Linked DNA regions of Homo sapiens: all the other regions are linked to region 4. Evidence: chromatin contacts called from ENCODE Hi-C or POLR2A ChIA-PET data. All regions are on one chromosome and are shown on one strand. Each heading gives the region's core, a stretch centred on a gene start or an enhancer-like site at or near the end of the contact. The rest is flanking DNA. Distances are from core to core; before and after follow the strand shown.

Region 1 (2,700 bases), core at 39-2,538, 1.2 Mb after region 4:
ACCAAAACTTGTCCATGGTGTCCGGAGCGAACGGAGGGCGCGGGCGAAAGGAGCTGGAGGATCCCTGGGCGCGGGGCAGGGGCCGGCGGAGGACGGGACGAGGATGGCGGACCGAACCTGGCAGAGGCTGGGGTCCGCTGGGCAATGAGGCTGCCTCGGAAGTTGGCTGCAGTTTTTATTCGAGGTTGAAAACAGTGACCTAAGACGGAGGGAGGGAGCGAGCGAAGGACACACCCAAGCAAGGGGGGCTGTGACTAAGCAGCCCGCAGAGGTTTTAAGAAGTAGCAGCCCTCCCGGGCGGGCCCCTCTGCCCCCGCCCCGTGCTCTGCTGAGGCTGTAAATAATCGGGGCTGCCAGGGACGTGGGTCGGGGAACCTGGAGTGTCGCGGGGTGCCTGTGCCTCCGAGCCCCACTGGCCCCTGCGCCCAGAGACGCACTGGCTTTCTTCTCCCGCTGGCCCCGCGGCGTCAGGACAGAGGATGACCGAACCGTAAAACCTTGCACCATTGGGTTCAGCCTTTGGCCTCTCCTTTCCCGCTAAATTTCTCTGAATCCGGCTGGAGCAAGATCTCTGGGTTTCACAGGATGTTGGATATCCTGGGAGAGGAGCTGGAGAGAGGGCGAGGTCTTGCCCTGGGTGGCGCAGTGCCTCCGTGCCCACAGTGGGGAGTGAGGGGTGGGGAGTTGGTGAATCTTCCAAGTGGAAAGAGGGAGAGCTCATTCTTTTTCCCCTCAATAACAAGTCCACATGGCTTGAATGAATTTTAGCTTCTTGGCAGAACAGCTCAGGGAAAGCTACTGATGGCCTGTCATAGGGCTGGCATTTGGCTCAGCTAACCCATGTGTTCAAGCCAGTGTGAATGGGCACCTCTCTCCACACACATGCTCATTCATCCTCCTAAATATCCTTCCATCCGCCCATCCATCTATCCACCCATCTTTCCTTATGTCCTTCTGGGGCTCTCACATCCATCCATCCTCCTGTCCATCCACTAACCACTTAGGTCCATCTATCATCCCACTCATTCATTCATCCAACCACACACCTTTTAATTTATTCAACCACCTATTCTTCTATTCATCTTCCCATACAACTTCTCATCCATCATTCCACACTTCCTTTTTCACATCTCTTCATAAAACCACAACCATCCACCATCCTCTTCTCCACCCATCCACCCACATATCTGTTTATTGATATATCCACTCATTTCCCATCTGTCCAAGATCAACATATCCACCTATCATTTTATCCATTCTCTCATCCACCCATACGTTCATCTATTATTTTTGCCCCCATTATCCTCCTTTCTGTGTAAACATTAATTCATTTTCTCCCATCTTTCCTACCCAGCAGATCTTAAAGAGAGGAAGAGTTTGTAATATTCTTCAGGGGAAGCCTTTTGAGATTGAAATATCATACTTTGAATGATAACTCTATATCTATCTATAATATACTATGGTTTAATGTTTGGAAATCAAACGCAGTATTTATTTGTCATGTGAACTACTAAAAGTAAATCTGCATGGACTTCTTGCCTGGTGAGTTACACAGAAAATGAAAGTGATTATCAGTGGCTGTGGCAAGATGAAAGGAACCATGCCAGGACTTCTGAGGGAAGGTAAGATTTTGTTATTTATTTCAAGAAATTGAAAAGTTGAGAGAAATGCACCCAGCCATCCCCCTATGCATTCATTCATCAGACATGTAATGAGTGTTGTGGGGTATCGAGGTAAATAAGACCTGGCGCTATCTTCAGAGCCCTCACCCTCTGGTACGGAATAAAACTCACAAGCAGGCCATTACCATGCAAGGTGAAATATGCTGCAAAATGTGTGTGTTTGGGGTGCTACCATTCCTAGAGAAGGGAGTCACACTCTCTCCTGGAGAACACCAGGCAGTCTTCACAGGGGAAGTGATATTTGAGGCAGGCCTCAAAGGAAAAGGAGGAGGAATTCTTCAGATGAAACTACAGGGACAAGTAAGTCATCCACAGGCAGTACAGTGTAGTGACGAACAGCATGGATTCAGGAGCTAGAACACCTAGATCCAAACCCTATTATGGCTGCTTCTTAGTTGTGTGACCTTGCCTAAGGCAATTAGCTCAATTTGCTCAAGTATAAAATGGGCTTAATAATAGTATCTATTATTACTATTACAATTCTATTACTTCATAGAATTGGTGAGGATTAAATGACTCAAAAGCCCTGCATGTATTAAGCCGTAGATTTATGTCTACATATGCATGCAGTAAGCACTTTAAATAAGTGTTTGCTATCATTACTAAAAGCAAAATTGTGTTTGAGCATAGAAAAGTGAAAGAACATGGCTTGTCCAGAGAATAGAGAGCAATGTGAGCTGATCTGAACATAGATCAGATGAAGGGGCTGGGGGAAGATAGCAGACATGAGGTTACAGGTATGGGGACTACAAGGTGTAAGCTATGCCAGGGAGTTTGAACTTGACCCTGTAGGAAATAAGGAGGCAACGTACTTAGTTAAAATTATTATCATTGTTATGTTAAAATATGCATAACATAAAATTTACCATTTCACCCATTTAAAAGTGTTTATAGCAGTGACGTGTAGTACTTTAACAATATTGTGCAACCACTACCACTGTCTAGTCCGGTATAAATTTTTCAGTTGTGGAGATTCTGTTTGACTAAAGACTACTCCTCTTGCATTTTCAGGAAGAGT
Region 2 (2,700 bases), core at 54-2,553, 1.7 Mb after region 4:
TGGTAACCCCATCCCTTTCCTAGCCCTTTAATTAGAAAGACTCCAGAAAGGCAGAAATGTAGAGTGTTGGTAATTCCCACTGATTCTCCCTAAGCATTAGGCATACCCAGCCTCAGATGTGATGACAGCTTACCAACAGGAAGGTGACTGGTGGTTGTCATGGAGATCTGAGCCCGGCAGAAAGTTTTGCTGTCCAACAAATCTGTGGCCATGAAAAGATAAAGGACATTTAGAGCACCCCCTCCCCCCACCTCACAATAGAACACTGTGGCTCTTAGACAAACTGAATAAGAATGTAAAGGGCCTTAAGTGTCAGGGAGTTAGTTACCTACTGTGCTACCATAGTTGGTGTCATATAAATAGTTCTCGTCTTTCCAGGTGTTCATGATGGAAGGCTCTACAAAAAATAGAGAAGGAGAATAGTCAGCGATCTCTTTTCCCCAGGGAGAAGAGGCTGCGTTTTCTAATTCATTGTTCATCAACAAAGTATGGGGGGTGAGGAGTGGTCCTCAGAGACAAGGGATATGATTCTGCTTCAGCTGCGTTACTTTATAATAATGTTGTCTAATTTTCCTTTCAGCATCCTCGGGGAAATGGCCTCATCCATGTGTTCTGTACCTATTGCATTTTTAGGGAAGTGAGAGAAGTTGCAAGAATGGGAACCTGTCCTAGACCAAGTGGTTCCTGGGAATTTTCCTAACCTGGCTTGGCTTTGTTCTGCATTCTACTGCATAATCACCAGAATATTTTTACCCTAGAGTGTGGTGGGGGGGAAGGCCTTGTTAGGGATTAATTTATTTAAATGTATAATAAATAATTAATGAGGCCTTGGGGGGTTAATGATATTTCTTTCAGGAAGAGTCTTGTCAATCTTATCACAGTTTCTTCCTTGCTGAAATCCAGAGATTTGTCATCCAAGTTGGGTGACAGCCCCCTCCCTCTAGGATTTTTCCAATTAGCTTAAAGGATGACATAAAATTCTCAAAACAAAACCAAGGAGAAGGGGTGGACTGTGTTACTAAATCAAACAAACACCTTTTAAGAGTGAAGCCCCACTGCCCCATCGCAGAAAAGAAGTGCTCTTGTACTCTGTCTCTCTTTCTCTTTCTTCTGTGTGCTGCGGTAAACACCTCTCACTTTGACTGACTCTTCAGATTTCAGATTCAAAGGGAACTCCCCTCCACCTACCCCAAATGGAGCTCAACTCCTACGCAACCCCCAGATCTGGGCTGGTCTCCAACAGAAGCATTTTGTTTCTTGGCTAGCCAAAAGCTGTAAGATCTCTCACCTCGTCCTCACCAGAAACTTCCTGCTTTCTCCTCACCGCAGACCTAGGTTACCCTCAGCTCCCCTCCTTGCTGGGTTCTGAGTTTTAGGGCCGGGGTGTAAGCCACTGACTGAGTTTCATTTTGTTTTTATAGCACAAATGATACAAAACCTGACTTACTGGCTAAGTCCTCGTGTTTACGACATAGGGATTTAGCCGGTATTTTAGCTAATAGCTACATGTTTGGACACCCCAAGCCCAATCTCTTGGGGTTACACCCTCTCTCCTTGTTGGGTCACCTTGTACACCTGTTGTTGTCTCTGAAAACAAACTGAACCAAAGAGGTATGGGGGTGTTGGCCCCTCTATGAGCTTCTTCTCCCCTCCTCCTAGGGTGGACCTTCTTCTCCACCCTTCCACTCAGCTTTTCTGAACTGGCAACACAAGAATGTCTGGATGGTCAAGAAGGAATTATCAAGTTATTTGGGACCTCTCCAGTATTACCCTGGCTCCTTCGGTGGGGCTATCTGACAGGTCAAGCAGGGGAGGGGGTGCCATCCTCCTGACCAAGTCCTGCATCCATCTCTAGGGCAAGGCCAGGCCTGTAAAGCACAGAACATCCAGATGGCCCATCCCCTGGCCTCTGAAGAGAAAGGCAGGGCTAGCAAAGCCTAATTTGCATGCTTAGCAGCTATTGCTTTTTTCTTTAATAATGGTAGGCCAGCCCACTTATGAAAGGGTAAATAACTGCATGGGCCAATTTTGGCCCCAAGTGACTCACAAATCACCTGCAGGTCAAATTCTGTCCTTGGTGACTGGGACACATCCTCAGGGAGGTCTATGGAAAGCTTGGTTGGCCCACGTGGCTCCCAGGCTCCCAGGCATGAACATGGGGAGTGACTTAGGAGCAATAGTTGCTGCACAGTTTTATGATGGCTCATGGACTTTGGAGGACAGTCTCCAGGAGAGAGATTTAGGACAGGGGAAAGGAAACGAAAATGAATGTAGATGCTATGGGACTGTAGACTCTGCTCAGAGCCCAGCATTTTGTCCTTCATATAAAAACACACCTAAGGCAGGAGCTGGGTTGCAGGTACCTTTGTACATCTCTGCAGAAGCTCCCCAGGGCCCCTAAAAATTTGTTAACTACAATACCAAGTTAGTATATTCACCCTTTTTGTGAAACACACACCCATCAAGGGAGGAGGGAGAGAAGAGGAGACATTGCCCCTTCCTCTTCTCTTTCCAAACTTGGCCACTCCCCTGACACTTTTTAAGGTGGGGAGGCCCACCATATATTCTGCTTTTCCTTGGCTGCTGGCCTGAGGTCTGGATGATGCCACAACCAGGAGTAGGAGGCAGAGAAGTGTGGCTCCCCATAAGTCTATAAATTGGAAATAGGTGGCAGTCACTGGTCGCAAGGGCAAGAATGAG
Region 3 (2,700 bases), core at 151-2,650, 1.2 Mb after region 4:
CAAGGCCTGGTAAGGCTTCAGTGGAACAAACTTCACTAATGGAATTTTCACTCTCTCTCCAGAGAGGAGATTCTGAAGTCTTGACCTTGACTGGCTTTCCCCAGCAGTGGGCTGACTGCTTCTCTCTGATTCTGCCTGTTGGTCTTCCCATCATACTCTTGGGAATTTAGAAAGCCCAAACCTAGTCGTAGCCCCCAGGCCTCCTGCCCTTTACAGCCTGAATGCTCTCTCTACAATTAGGCAGGGCTCTTAGGAGAGGACTCCAGGACTTGGGGTTGGCCCAGGGTTGGGTCACCAAGGACACAGGCTGTCCTTGTGACATTACGAGATGTCTGCAGCCAAACCCAAAAATCTAGACTGACCAAGCTAAGGCTCCAGGTTGATGTAGCTGGAACATAGCTCTCTGGGTGGACTGCACCCAAAGTGATTGAGCTCCTGGGAGTCAACCACACACAAACCACTTGGGCAGCCAGAAGCACTGGTAAGCTCTCCAAATTTTTTATTTTTACAGTGTTTATCATTAAAAAGCCAGGATTCTATTTCTGTCCTCTGATTTGCTGAGCTCATGTCCAAAACAGATTGCACAACTAATAAATCTTACTGAGCTGGTTCTGATCAGAAGTAGGAAGGGAAAAGGACAAGGTTTTGTTGTTTTAAAGCATTATTGTTAATTGGATTATCTATTTTTAAAGCCAGGAGGCACAATGGGAAGCTTCTAACCAATTTCTCTTGTGACACAGGAGAAAATAAAATCAAGGATAGCCGAGTATGGTCCTCCAGCAAGTTAAAAAACAAAACAAAACAAACAAAAAACAAAAACAAAAACACACACACACACACACAAAACTCAGTGGTTCATAATTGCAGATTTCTGACTCCTACACCAGTGCTGTTGCTACTGATCTATCTTTCATAAGAGGTCTGAGCAAGCTGCTCTCAAAAAAGCCACAACTCACTGTCTTAATAGGACACGAAGAAGTCATTTTCTTCTTCATTTGTTCGAAGGCTTCAAAGCCCAGAAGTTTTCATCTGGGAGTCTTTCTAGCTATTGTGCCCTCTGCTGCCCCCCAGGCCTGCCAGTCTAGAAGGCTGGCACATCACTCGCCCCCATCTCCTGATGCCCATGTGATGGGCTCCTGGTGAAAGGGTGTATTGTTTAGCATCCACTTCTGAATGAGGCCAGAATCACACTTGGTGGCCGAATCGCCTTTGGCTGCCCAGTGCAGACCATGAGTCTTGAGTGACTCAGTCTCTCCCGGAATTGCCCTGGAGGCAGATGAGGGTTTAATGAGCAGAGAAAACAGTCATGCACAATCATACCCAGAGAATTTCCTCCAGAATGTGCCCTGGGTTGCTTTCAACTGAGCTATTCATCACTTGGCACTTAGAAATGCAAGGCACCCCAACGTCTTGGCGCCTGGCTGGACCCCCTGATTTCTCTGCCTTTTTTCCGTGGAGCCTGGAGCCTGTCATGGCAGTCAACGCTGAACCAACATGGAGGGGCCTGTCACATTGGAGAAGAATCCCAAGGGTTCTCCTAGCTGTTACCCTGGCCCTTCAGCCAAGGCCACCAAATGATCAACCCAATGCACAGCCTAGAAAGCTCTTGGGTTGTTTTGAGAGTTTGGAGAACAGTACTGTCCCTGTCTCCTAATGGGATGATGGGGACTTGGAGGTGAGGGTATGGAGAACTGTTTAACCCCCCACTCCTGGTCCTGGATCCAACAGAGTCTTTCTGGCAAAAGAAAGTATATGTCCCAGAACTGTTGCTTCACTGCACCAGAATTCTGTAACACCAAGTAGTCTTTGACGAGTGCGTCTTCAGGCAGAGAAACCACAGTACCCACCCCTGTGTGTTGCCATGGTGATCAGGAAATCCTCTGGCCTCACGATCTTTGTTTTCTGCTTTTTCGGATCTTATTGATTTAGCAGATTGACTAGCACAAACCCAGGATGTGGTAAATGAAATGAAAAAAGCATCTTGGGGCCCAAATAGGGTTTTTCCTCTTGCAAGTAGAAAATAAGGTTGGGCCACTTGGTTTTGTCATTGTATTTTTTTTTCTGGGTAGTTACAATGACTGATACATCACCTAATCAATATACAGTTTCTGCTAATGTCTATAGCTGGCATTTTGTGGAACTGCTTAGCTTTAGTTTGAGGGAAGACTTTCGTAACAGTTGAGGTAGGATGAGAAACTGTTACTCATAGGTAATATCTATATTTCAGGGCTGATTCATGGGTTGCTGACATGCTGAGATAAGCCGGGGGCCCCCATCTGGGAGTGGGATGCACTGGTTCTAGCCTAAACTCTGTTAATTATAAGCTAATTATGTGACCTTGAATAACTCCCTGTAGCTCCCCCAGGCACACCTTGCCTTCCTGCCACCCAAGATGAAATAAAAAGTTATGAAATTTTGGAGCTTGGGGGATAAAAGTGAGAAGGTTGATGTGCATACCTGGGACAGTATTAAAATCTCAAAAAGCTTCTCAGAAACCTCATATGAATTAAGACACATTGGGGCTCCACCCTCAGCAGAACCGAATGGATTAAAGTACATCAGGCTTTGCTATTCTTGCCACGTAGCAGTTTCCTTCACCAATTATAAAGCACTTTCACACCCAAAAGCAGCCTGTGAGGCCCAGAGGGTAGGTACTACAGACCCATTTAAAAGGTGAAGAAACTAATGGACATAAGTTTC
Region 4 (2,700 bases), core at 158-2,657:
CTTTATCACAACTTCTGGGTGACTAGGTGCATTGTCAATGAGCAGTAATGTTTTTAAAGGCATCTTTTTTTTTTCTGAATAGTAGTCTCAACAGTGGGCTTAAAATGTTCTGTAAAACATGCTGTAAGCAGATGTGCTGTCATCTGGACTTCTTGTTTCCCTAACAGAGCACAGGCAGAGTATATTTAGCATAATTCTTAAGGGCCCTAGGATTTTGAAAAAGGTAAATGAGGACTGACTTCAACTTAAAGTCACTAGCTGCATTGGCTCCTAAGAAGAGAGTCAGCCTGTCCTTTGAAGATTTGGAAACAACCACTGACTTCTTACTAAAATGAAAGTCCTAGATAGCACCTTCTTCCAATGAAAGCTGTTTGCCTACATTGAAAATCTGTTTAGCCACCTTCATCAATGATCTTAGCTAGATCTTCCATATAACTTACTGCAGCTTATCCATCAGCCCATGCTGCTTCACCTTGCACTTTTATGTAATGGAGACAGGTTTCTTTCCTTAAACCTCATGAACCAACCTCCTGTAGCTTCCAACTTTTCTTCTGCAGCTTCCTCACCTTGCTCAGGCTTCATAGGATTAAAGAGAGCTAGGGCTTTGCTCTGAATTATGCCTTGGCGTAAGGGAATGTTGTGGCTGGTTTGATCATCCATCCAAACCACTAACATTTTCTCCATATCAATAATAAGGCTGTTTTGCTTCTTATTATTATTGAGTTCACTGGAGTAGCACTTTTAATTTCAAGAACTTTTCCTTTGCATTCAGAACTTGGCTGTTTGGCCCAAGAGGTCTAGCTTTTGACCCATCTCAGCTTTCAACATGCCTTCCTCACTAAACTTAATCACTTCTAGATTTTGACTTAAAGTGAGAGACATGATCTTTCCTCCACTTGAACACTTAGAGGTCATTGTGGCATTATTAATTGGCTAATTTCAATAATATTGTGTCTCAGGAAATACCAAGGCCCCAGGAGAGGGAGAGTCAGGGGAACAACCACTTAATGGAGCAATCAGAATGCATATAACAGTTATGGATTAAGTGTGCCATCTTATCGGGTACAGTGTGTGGTGCCCCAAAACAATTACAATGGTAACAGCAAAGATCACTGATGATAGATCACCATAACTGATAAAATAATAATGAAAAAGTTGGCAATATTGTGAGAATTACCAAAATGTGACACAGAGACATAAAGTGAGCACACGCTGTTGGAAAAATGGGGCCAATTGACTTGGCCAGAGGGTTGCCACAACATTCAATCAGTAAAAAGCACAATATCTGTGAAGTGCAATAAACCGAAGCAGAATAAAACAAGGTATGCCTGTAAACCCTGGAGGCTTCCCTTTTCTCACTTCCCTCAACTCCCTTGAGGCCTCACAGTCTGGCTGCCACCCCAGTACTTTACAGAAACCACCCACTCAGAGGCCAATGATCTGCTTGTTGCTAAATCAAATGGCTTTTACTTGGTCACAATTATCCTTGATGTCAATGATCATGCTTCCCTACTAGTGACAGCCATCATAATAATACAGAAGCTTTGATACTTAAAAATAGATCAGGTGTTGGCTGGGCATGGTGGCTCATGCCTGTAATTCCAGCATTTTAGGAGGCCGAGGCAGGCAGATCAATTGAGCTCAGGAGGTCGAGACCAGCCCAGGCAACATGGTGAAACCTAGACTCTACAAAAAATACAAAAATTAGCTGAGCATGGTGGCATGTGCCTGTAGTCCCAGCTACTTGAAGGGCTGAGGCTGGAGGATCATTTGAGCCTGGGAGGTCAAGGCTGCAGTGAGCTGTTTGTGCCACTGCACTTCATCTTGGGCAACAAAGTGAGACCCTGTCTCAAAAAGAAAAAAAAAAGCAAAGATCAGGTGTTAATAGGCTGTTTGTAAATTCAGTAGTTAAAAGCATGGGGCTGGGTGTGGTGGCTCACCCCTGTAATCCCAGCACTCTGGGAGGCCAAGGCAGGCAGATCACCTGAGATCAGGAGTTCGAGACCAGACTGGCCAACATGGTGAAACCCTATTTCTACTAAAAAATTAAAAAAAAATTAAAAAAAATAGCTGGGCATGGTGACACGCACCTATAATCCCAGCTACTTGGGAGGCTGAGGCTGGAGAATCACTTGAACCCAGGAGGCAGAGGTTGCAGTGAGCTGAGATTGCACCACTGTACTCCAGACTGGGTGACAGAGCAAGACTCTGTCTCAAAAAAAAAAAAAAAAAAAGCAAAGCAAAGCAGAGCATGGGCTCTGGGGTCAGACTACCTGGTTCAAATCTTGCTTGTACAATTCACTAACTGGGTCCCTTAAGCAAGTTGTGCCTCCGCTTCTAAATCTATAAAATGGGCACATAACACTAACTAGTTCACAGAGTCTTGGTGAAAGTGCAATATGCTTAGAACTGTCTGCCACATATTGCATTCTCAGTAAATGTGAGTTGTTGTTGATGCTATATTTGTAAATCCAAGGAGAACAAGAAGAGATTAAGTTTGCAATCTTCACTCACATATCCACCAAATAGAAATGTTAGTTTAGGCTCTGAAGTTTATGTTTCTCTTTGCCACCGTAAAACATTGCTGTCTTGGACATCCTTCCTTAAAGTGGATCAATTCGTAAACCTGTTGAGGCAGATGAGACCTCCCTCTGCTGACGGTCTCTAGAAATATCTGAGAGGTATGGGCTCCATGACCCA

Evidence for each region. Hi-C counts contacts between places; a loop is a spot of excess contacts on that map. ChIA-PET counts read pairs that join two places held with the same protein, here RNA polymerase II (POLR2A). Pooled maps may share reads with other maps.
Region 1: a map with no recorded cell type shows a loop between it and region 4 (5-fold over the local background). The contact joins the promoter of CD44-DT here to the enhancer-like site in region 4. A Hi-C loop is called at or near these places in 2 of 37 single-sample maps with no recorded cell type and 5 of 50 pooled maps.
Region 2: a loop to region 4 is called in a pooled map, with 26 times the contacts of the local background. The contact joins two enhancer-like sites. A Hi-C loop is called at or near these places in 3 of 37 single-sample maps with no recorded cell type and 8 of 50 pooled maps.
Region 3: a loop to region 4 is called in a pooled map, with 2.8 times the contacts of the local background. The contact joins two enhancer-like sites. A Hi-C loop is called at or near these places in 1 of 37 single-sample maps with no recorded cell type and 3 of 50 pooled maps. POLR2A ChIA-PET finds 5 or more read pairs at or near these places in 1 of 52 experiments (activated CD8-positive, alpha-beta memory T cell).

Annotation. Positions count from the first base shown.
Region 1 is chr11:35,136,620-35,139,319 of GRCh38, reverse strand. It overlaps CD44-DT (CD44 divergent transcript), which reads left to right and starts at 1,288. Exons shown (of 3, transcript NR_120528.1): 1 at 1,288-1,622; 2 at 2,694-2,700. It overlaps CD44 (CD44 molecule (IN blood group)), which reads right to left and starts at 149. Exons shown (of 18, transcript NM_000610.4): 1 at 1-149. The coding sequence starts at 16. RefSeq lists a silencer at 440-509 and an enhancer at 420-984.
Region 2 is chr11:34,649,239-34,651,938 of GRCh38, reverse strand. It overlaps EHF (ETS homologous factor), which reads right to left. Exons shown (of 9, transcript NM_012153.6): 5 at 329-397; 6 at 134-202. Among named protein-coding and RNA genes, the nearest start is that of EHF, 29 kb to the right of the region's middle. RefSeq lists an enhancer at 1,046-1,295. Within about 2 kb of position 1,303, at least 10 of the 41 ENCODE cell types and tissues checked have a DNase peak (open chromatin) inside an H3K27ac peak, as active enhancers do.
Region 3 is chr11:35,165,396-35,168,095 of GRCh38, reverse strand. All of the region lies in intron 1 of CD44 (CD44 molecule (IN blood group)), which reads right to left. Among named protein-coding and RNA genes, the nearest start is that of SNORD164, 3.8 kb to the right of the region's middle. RefSeq lists an enhancer at 2,008-2,067 and a silencer at 2,488-2,537. Within about 2 kb of position 1,400, at least 31 of the 41 ENCODE cell types and tissues checked have a DNase peak (open chromatin) inside an H3K27ac peak, as active enhancers do.
Region 4 is chr11:36,355,083-36,357,782 of GRCh38, reverse strand. All of the region lies in intron 1 of PRR5L (proline rich 5 like), which reads right to left. Among named protein-coding and RNA genes, the nearest start is that of PRR5L, 60 kb to the right of the region's middle. Within about 2 kb of position 1,407, at least 3 of the 41 ENCODE cell types and tissues checked have a DNase peak (open chromatin) inside an H3K27ac peak, as active enhancers do.